Regions from separate parts of the Homo sapiens genome. Here regions 1 and 2 are each linked to region 3. A link is a contact called in ENCODE Hi-C or POLR2A ChIA-PET data. All regions are on one chromosome and are shown on one strand. The core of a region is the stretch at or near the end of the contact, and the rest is flanking DNA. Distances in the headings are between cores, read along the strand shown. Region 1 has its middle 110 kb from the start of SNORD17. Region 2 has its middle 26 kb from the start of SNORD17. Region 3 has its middle 67 kb from the start of SNORD17.

Region 1 (2,700 bases), core at 88-2,587, 39 kb after region 3:
TTTGTTCCTAGAAGAATTTTAAATGGATATAGGGGAAGATCATTTGCAAACATGGTGACAATCCTTCCCCCTCCCTAAATCTATGCCCCTTTCCAATGTGACTTTGTAGCTTCTGGGGCTGATTTCCAGTCCTTGAATCAGGGATGGCCTTTTGACTTGACTTAGCCATTGGAATATGTTGGGAGTCACCTTATGACAGTTCCAAGCCTGGGCCTCAAGAGGCCCTGAGTACTGCTGCTCTTGTCTTGGGAGCCTGTTGGTTACCATGGATAAAGCCCAGGCTACTGTGCATAAAGCTCAGGCTATGCTGCTGAGGATGAGAGACCACGTGGAGCAGAGGCATACTGTCTCAGCTGAGCCATCCCAGATCAGACAGGCCCAGCAAACCCAGCAGCTGACCAAAGACATAGGAATGAGCCCAGCTAAGCACAACCCAAATGGCTAATATGAGGACTCATGAGCTAAATAAACAATAGTTATTTTAACCACTACATTTTGGAGTGGTTTGTTATGCAGCAAAAGCTGATACACCATCTTTGCATTCAGAAGTAGCTTAGCTTTTGACTGGAATGTCCATCTCTATCTGAGTGAGATATAGATAGCTTCATATTCCCTGCTATCCATCAGCCAAGAGCAAGAAGACCAAGTGTCAGCACCATTGGCCCTCCCAGCACGTAAGTTCCAGTAGAGTCTTACATCTCTCCCTAAACACAGCCTACAGGAACCTGGAAGATGTGGACGTTCTGGCTCCCTGATGGAAGAGTTGGACAAGAGGCATGGAGTCTGTGTCTATACACCAGAGTTAAGGTGAGCTCTCCTTGCCTTTGACTTTGCCTGTGCCGTGAAGTCATGCGGCTGGAGCTGCTCTTTTCCTATTAGTCAATGAAGACTTAACTGCCATTTGTGGGAAATGTCCAGCCAGGAATGGGAAACTCACAAATTCTTCTCTTTTCTGCCCCATAGAATTATTATTATTATTATTATTATTATTATTACTATTTTTTTTTTGATAGGACAAGAGGATCCTAATGTATCTGGGTTGGGGAAGAGAGAAAGAGCTGTGTGTTAAAGCTAACAATAATTTTCTACTTTCAGTTCAAGAGTAAAATCTCTCCTGTAATCTGTGAAGGAGTGTGTGAAAAACAAAACAAAACCCAACCTGCCCTCCAGGTTTGAACTGTAGAAACTCTGTGGTAGAAAAAAAAGGCATTCTAGGGAAGAAGAGAGGAAGCAGGCCATGAAACAGATTTGCAGCTGCAGGACGTGGTGGTGTGTGGTTCCCCTCTAACCAGCTGTGTGACCTTGGGCAAATCTCCCGGCCCCACTGGGACTGCATATCACATGGGGCTGGACTAGAGAACCCCACTCCCTAGAGGATACAGTATTTTTATGAGGGAGAGCTGGAGAGGCTCCTGACTTTTGATTGTTTACCCCTGGAGGTGTGTACAACCACGTGCCATTGACAGACAATGTACCCATTGTATGACAGGGAGGTAGTGGTGCCTTCCCCAAGTTATAATTGGCCTTGGGACACAGTCAGTACATACACACCCAACATTAGACACTCCATCACTGAGCAACTCAGTGCCTCTCATTCACAAGCTGTGTGATCCTAGGAGGTTATTCCACTTCTCTGATCTTCCATTTCTTTCTGTCCCTCCCTCCCTCCCTCCCTCCCTCCCTCCCTCCCTCCCTCCCTCCCTCTCTGTCTCCCTCTCTCTCTCTTTCTTTCTTTCTTTCTCTCTTTTTCTTTTCTTTCTTTCTTTTCTCTCTTTCTCTCTTTCTTTCAACAGGGTCTCACTCTGTCACCCAGGCTGGAGTGCAGTGGCATGATCTCGGCTCATTACATCCTCAACTTCCTGGGCTCAAGTGACCCTCCCACCTCAGCCTCTGGAGTAGTTGGGACTACAGGCATGCACCACCATGCTTGGATAATTTTTTTTTATTATTTGTAGAAATGGGGTTTCACCATGTTGCCCAGGCTGGTCTTGAACTCCTGGGCTCAACAGATCCTCTGGCCTTGGCCTCCCAAATTGCTGGGATTACAAGTGTGAGGCACCACATCCAGCCTGATTTTCCATTTCTTCCTCTAAAGTGTCATGTCATGTGAAACTTTTACAATGCTGGATTGTAAGAAATATTGAATGAAAAAACATATATAGTGATACTGTATGATTCAATACATAGAACATATACAGAAGCTTATTTTTATCTATTCACTTACAGGAAATCATGTTGACCAGAAGGTCTAATTTGGCCTCAAGCAGCCACACTACACTCAGACCTTCTGGGATTTTTCATTTTTCAGTTTCAGGACTTTTTTGTTCAGTTATATGTGTACTGGAACAATCTTTTTTTTTTGGCTATAATTTTTTTTAGGTTTTATGGAACACCCTTGGTGCTTATCTCAAAGGGTTATCAAAAGGATTACATGAGGCCAGGCATGGTGGCTCACACCTGTAATCCCAGCACTTTGGGAGGCCAAGGCAGGTGGATCACGAGGTCAGGAGATCGAGACCATCCTGGCTAACATGGTGAAACCCCGTCTCTACTAAAAATACAAAAAATTAGCCGGGCATGGTGGCGGGCGCCTGTAGTCCCAGCTACTTGCCAGGCTGAGGCAGGAGAATGGTGTGAACGTGGGAGGAGGAGCTTGCAGTGAGCCAAGATGGCGCCACTGCACTCCAGCCTGGGAGAAAC
Region 2 (2,700 bases), core at 145-2,644, 41 kb before region 3:
AAGAATAAGTTATTAAATGTTTCTAGATTTTTTTCCTATCCGAATAGGAATTGTTTACAAAAAACGATTCAGGATGCCAGCATTGGGGTTGGATTCTGGAGGTTTTCTGCTGTTGGTTCTCTCTCTCCGTGGAGATCCATGGAGGAGTTTTCCTGAGGCCCCAAAACAGCTCTTTTGCATCTTTGTCCTTCCACGGCCTGCTTCCCATGAGGAAGAGGTGAGGGCCCCCTGCAGACAAGCACAGAGGCCCTGAGCCTCCCAGCCTCTTCCCTGCCTTCAGCAACCACCCCACCCAACCAAAGTCTTCATTAGCTAGAAGTTGTGAATGGTTTAGGTAGCTGTTTGGGAGGATTTTAATTTTTAATTGAGCCTTTCTTTTTTTTGGTTGGTTGGTTGTTTCTGAGACAGGGTCTCACTGTTGCCCAGGCTGGAGTGCAGTGGTGCGGTCATGGCTCATGACAGCCTCCAGCTCCTGGGCTGAAGCCATCCTCCCACCTCAGCCTCCCAAGTAACTGGGATTACAGGCACACGCCACCATGCCTGAGTAATTTTTTTAAAAAAATCTTTGTAGAGACGGGTCTTGTTATATTGCCCTGGGTGGTCTTGAACTCCTGGCCTCAAACAGTCCTCCCATCTCAGCCTCCCAAAACGGGATTACAGGCATGAGCCACTGCCCAACTGGGCCTGCCTTATTTTTTAATACATGCTTTACAAACCTCCTTTAAAGCTTCTTAAGTTGTGGGACCTGTAATATTCAGGCCAGGAAAATAACAGCCTGTAATCCTAGTCCACAGCCACTTCTGATAGTTGCCTTCCAGCTCTTATCCACGTTCATTAATACATTTGGTGTGTCCTCAGCTAAAGGAACAAAGGCCTGTTTGGGGGGATTTTTCGCATCAGTCAAAGGGTAGGGATTTGGGGGTTTGGGGTATAGAGTTTCCACTGAAACTTGCTGCAAGGAAATGGAGCAGGAGACTGGCCAGCTGCTTGGGTTTCAGGAACTGTTTATGAACGGCCTTACTTTTTAACTGTTACATTGCAGATCCTTTCCAGTTGTTCTGATGGGGTTTGGAGAGGGAATGGAGGTCATGTGTTTGTTGTTTACCCCATCCTCTCTACATTGCAAAAAGACAGGGAGGGGATGACCCATGCTCTGGACGGTCAACCTAAGACAGGGCAAAGTCAAGGAACAGTTAATAAGAACGGTGCTGTGCGGTGTTAGGCTGTGTATCAGTTACCCCTAAATCAGGCCGGATACCCATAGCAATTCTTGACATAGCTTCCCATTGCTCTGCCCTGCTGAAGTTAGGAGGTTTCTGCGAAGCAGTTGGCACACTTCGCATGAGGGTGGAAACCCGTAGCTAGAGCCAGCCTTCAAGATTCCAGCTGGATGCAGCTGCAGCTCCCGGGGCCTCTCAGCTCCTTGGATTTGTTGATTGTATCATGATCCCGTGATTCAGTCCTGTTGGGAGGCAGGTGGCTGGACATTTATCTGGGGGCAGAAAAAGTGTCAGAAGTAGGAGAAAGAATACACAAAAAAGACCCTAAGGGGAGGAGAGGAAAGGAGCCAGAGAGAGCCTGCAGACAGCAATGTAGGAAGCCCCATTCCTGCCTTCCTATGAAGCTGATCTTGGCCTGCTCAGCGAATGCCTCAGAAGACAGGAAATCCCAAGCCTGCAGTCTCGAGAAAAACATTGGAAACGCCTGCTGCGAATCCCAACAGGGCTCGCGCTATGTGTTTTTCTAAAGTCTGGTTCATGTCTGCAGTGCTTTTGACCCCTTTTGCACTGTCTGTTAAAGCACTTGTCGCCATAGGAGGGGGCGGGGGAGTGAAACTGACCAGATGTGACTCGCCTCAGAATTGGGGGCAAGAGGTGAAGCTGGTGTGAGGGGAGGGGCTACTTGCAAGGGTCCTTGTTGCAGGGAAGAGGGAAATAGGGTCCAGAAGCTGGGATCGTCATGCCAACTCCACCACCAAGTACTAGGCTGGGGTCTGATTTCAGTTTAGTTTAGGGCTAGGTACAACCTAAGGAAACTCCCAGACTCTGCCTTCACCCCCTACGTTTTATTCACTTGCAACAGCCAAAGGAATCTTCTTCGCACATGAGTCAGATTGTGACCCTACTCTGCAAATACCCTTCATGACTCCCTGTTTGACTCAAAGCCCCAGTCCTTCCAACAACTACAAAGCCCTACGTGATTTGATGTCCCCAACTCCAACGTTGTATTTTCCAACAATATTTCCAGTCCCGTATACTCTTCTGTAATGTGATCTTGCAGCTTTCCCATCAGAAGGAATCGGATCCCCCTCCTCTTGAACCTGGGTTGGCTGGAATGGCACATGTGTAACCCACCAGAACAGGACAGAAGTGACGCTGGCGGGTAACCTCCAGGTACAGAGCGGAGGAAGCCTTGCTCTTGGGCCACTCTCTTGGAATGTGGTTGCCATCCGTGAGGACCCACGCCAGATACAGAGGTCCCACATTCCAGTGAAGCCCCGTCTTCACGTCCTCCCAGCCCAGGAAGCAGACAGGTGAGTGAAGACCTCTCCAGAGCAGCAGTGTTCATAAGGACTTTCTGTGTGACGGGAATGTTCGGTATCTGTGCCGTCCAGCCTAGTGGTCGTTAGCCACATGTTAGCTGGGATTTAGATAAAACATGGAACACTGCCAAATTTGAATTCCATACAACAAATAATAT
Region 3 (2,700 bases), core at 155-2,654:
ATTGACTTACATAGTGAGTGCTCAGCAAAAGTCCCTCTGCCCCTGTTGGTGGTGATGGTGGCAGTGACAGCGGATTTATTATTCACCAAACTAGTCTTCCTGCTCACTGTCTCTACAGGGGCTAAATCGGGGGAGGACACAGTCCAAGGTCAAGAGCATCAAGCAAAGAATTAGTCAGCAGTCAGCCTAGGAGTCAGGCTGTTGTGTCAACTGCATTAACCCAGAGGTCAGAAGCAAAGGGACTTACAGAAAAATTCTAAGAACAGAACAAAAGGATTTTTTTTTAAACTCTTCATCAAGATTCCCCAAATATTAACATTTTTGCCACATTTGCCTTACTGTTTTCTCTGTCTGTGTGTACAAATATATATATTTTTCTGAATCATAAGAGAGTAAATTGCAGATGTGATGCCCTCTATCTCCCAAAGCTTCAGTGTATAATTCCTAAAAAGTAAAGGACATTCTGCTACACAGCCACAGTGCAGTGACTAAGTCAGGAAACGAACACTGATTCAATACAATTAGCTAATCTACAGACCGTATTCAGATTTAGATGTCACCAACTGTCCCAGTAATGTCCTTTATAGCAACACAATATCCCAGATCACGTGCTGCAGTTGGTTGCCCTGTCTCTAATCTCCTCCAATCGGCGACAGTTCCTTGGGCTTTCTTTGTCTTTCCTGACCTTGACATTTTTGAAGAGTCCACGCAGTTTTCTTGTAGAATGTCCTTCAGTTTGGGTCTGCCTGATGTTTCCTCATGATAAGCCTCAGGTTGTGTATTCTTGGCAAGAATACTGGGAAAATGATGCTGTGTTCTCAGTGCATCAGATGAGCGGGGACATGAGGTCCCTTTCTTAGTTTGGGAGAATAAATTCTGATGAAAAATATTCCCAGTGAGAAGGAAAATCGAGAGGATCTCAGGAGGCTGGTGTGGTTTGCACAAGCAACTGTGCTTCGCTCACATTTTCAAAGGACAGAAGCAAAGGGTGGAAGGCAGAGAACTCCACTCAGAGAGCGAGAGAACGGAGAGAAGAGCGGCTGAAAAGCTGGCTCCAGAAACGAGCTGAGGCCCTGAAAAATGCTGAAGGCAACCAAATAGGCTTCTAAATTGCTTACTTAAAAAACACTCATTCGTTTTCCTGACAATAAAAAATAGAATGTGGTCATTGTGGAAAATACAAACGTATAAAGAAGGAAACAGTAACTCCCTGCATCCTACACCCAGCTGTAGCCACGGCTAATATTTTGGGTATTTTCCCTCCCCACCTCCAGGAAAGGTTTTTAAAGCTGCGCTTGGAGCATGAAACAAAATGAGAAAGACTTCAGCTTCTCGGCGTGGGGAAGGTGATGTCATGCCAGCGGGGGCGGCGGAAAGGGCTGCCTGTGCTTCCCCTTCACTCTCGGGACGCGGCTGTGGGCTGGGCAGGAGGGAGCCAAGTCTGGGGTGCACTGGGGAGCCCAGAACCACTGCTATGCTCTGCAAAACTCTGAGGCGCTTCCAAAAGTTTGGAGCTGGGCATGTATTTTACTGATTTCTAAAAATCGTAAGCGGTTGTTCGGGGGGAGGAGAAGGGTGTTGGGGTGACGGGGTGTCCGCGCTGGAGACTCAGCTGTGTGCGCCCTGATTCAGACGAGGGAGGCCTTCCAGGTGGGGGTGGGCAGGGAGCTTCTGGGGAAGAATGCATCCTGAGGGCGGAGAGCTACAGGGTAAGGGGGCCAGGCTGTCGGCATTAGAGGGGTGTCTGCGTTTGGCTGCAGCCCAGCCCGCAGGCTCCAGAGTCTGGGAGCCGCGAAGGAGCCGCCCTTATCAGGCAGTAGGGCGAGCTGCCCCAGGGGACAGTCTCTGTGCTGAGGGCATTCCTCGACCTGGGTCGTGGCGCCTACTAGCAGGGGGTTCCAGGATTCCCAGGGCAGAGCTGTCCGGTGTGAGGTGTCCAGCTGGCTTGAGGCCTGTGGCCCTGAAGGCCGGGTGGGCCAGGAGGCTGAGAGGCAGCCACCTTTAAAGGGAGCCAGAGCAGGGAGGGAAACGGAGCTCTTCCCCTGCCGTCCTGGCGCTGTTCCTGCCAATAGACAAGGCAGATGTGTACAATGATTATAGTCTTTTTGTTTGTTTTAAGAGACAGCCTTGCTGTGTTGCCCAGGCTGGAGTGAGTGCAGTGGCTTGTTCATAGCTCACTGCAGCCTGGAACTCCTGGGCTCAGGGGATCCTCCCACTTCAGCTTCCCAAGTAACTGGGACTACAGGTGTGTGCCACCATGCCCTGCTAATTTTTTTTTTTTTTTTTTGAGACGGAGTTTCGCTCTTGTTGCCCAGGCTGGAGTGCAATGGCGGGATCTCAGCTTACTGCAACCTCTGCCTCCCAGGTTCAAGCGATTCTCCTGCCTCTCGGCCTCCCGAGTAGCTGGGATTACAGGCATGTGCCACCACTCCCGGCTAATTTTATATTTTTAGTAAAGACGGGGTTTCTCCATGTTGGTCAGGCTGGTTTTGAACTCCCGACCTCAGGTGATCCGCCTGTCTCGGCCTCCCAAAGTGCTGGGATTACAGGTGTTAGCCACTGCACCCAGCCACCCCACTAATTTTTAAATTATTTATTTATTTAGAGACAGAATCTCACTCTGTCACCCAGGTTGGAATGCAGTGGCACCATCATAGCTCACTGCAGCCTCAACCTCCAGGGTTCCAGGGATTCTCCTGC

What was found. Hi-C counts contacts between places; a loop is a spot of excess contacts on that map. ChIA-PET counts read pairs that join two places held with the same protein, here RNA polymerase II (POLR2A). Pooled maps may share reads with other maps.
Region 1: a loop to region 3 is called in a map of B cell, with 2.6 times the contacts of the local background. The contact joins two enhancer-like sites. A Hi-C loop is called at or near these places in 18 of 168 maps with a recorded cell type or tissue (B cell, GM12878, HepG2 and 14 more), 30 of 37 single-sample maps with no recorded cell type and 20 of 50 pooled maps. POLR2A ChIA-PET finds 5 or more read pairs at or near these places in 9 of 52 experiments (AG04449, AG04450, BJ and 5 more).
Region 2: a map of heart right ventricle shows a loop between it and region 3 (2.7-fold over the local background). The contact joins two enhancer-like sites. A Hi-C loop is called at or near these places in 14 of 168 maps with a recorded cell type or tissue (B cell, Caco-2, GM12878 and 10 more), 24 of 37 single-sample maps with no recorded cell type and 24 of 50 pooled maps. POLR2A ChIA-PET finds 5 or more read pairs at or near these places in 5 of 52 experiments (AG04450, H1, OCI-LY7 and 2 more).

The regions. Positions count from the first base shown.
Region 1 is chr20:17,854,993-17,857,692 of GRCh38, reverse strand. No RefSeq gene overlaps it. Among named protein-coding and RNA genes, the nearest start is that of SNORD17, 110 kb to the left of the region's middle. Within about 2 kb of position 1,337, at least 11 of the 41 ENCODE cell types and tissues checked have a DNase peak (open chromatin) inside an H3K27ac peak, as active enhancers do; they include B cell and mammary epithelial cell, where a contact is called at or near this core.
Region 2 is chr20:17,935,890-17,938,589 of GRCh38, reverse strand. No RefSeq gene overlaps it. Among named protein-coding and RNA genes, the nearest start is that of SNORD17, 26 kb to the left of the region's middle. Within about 2 kb of position 1,394, at least 21 of the 41 ENCODE cell types and tissues checked have a DNase peak (open chromatin) inside an H3K27ac peak, as active enhancers do; they include ascending aorta, heart right ventricle, ovary and 2 more, where a contact is called at or near this core.
Region 3 is chr20:17,894,460-17,897,159 of GRCh38, reverse strand. No RefSeq gene overlaps it. Among named protein-coding and RNA genes, the nearest start is that of SNORD17, 67 kb to the left of the region's middle. RefSeq lists enhancers at 1,180-1,319, 974-1,650. Within about 2 kb of position 1,404, at least 26 of the 41 ENCODE cell types and tissues checked have a DNase peak (open chromatin) inside an H3K27ac peak, as active enhancers do; they include B cell, ascending aorta, heart right ventricle and 4 more, where a contact is called at or near this core.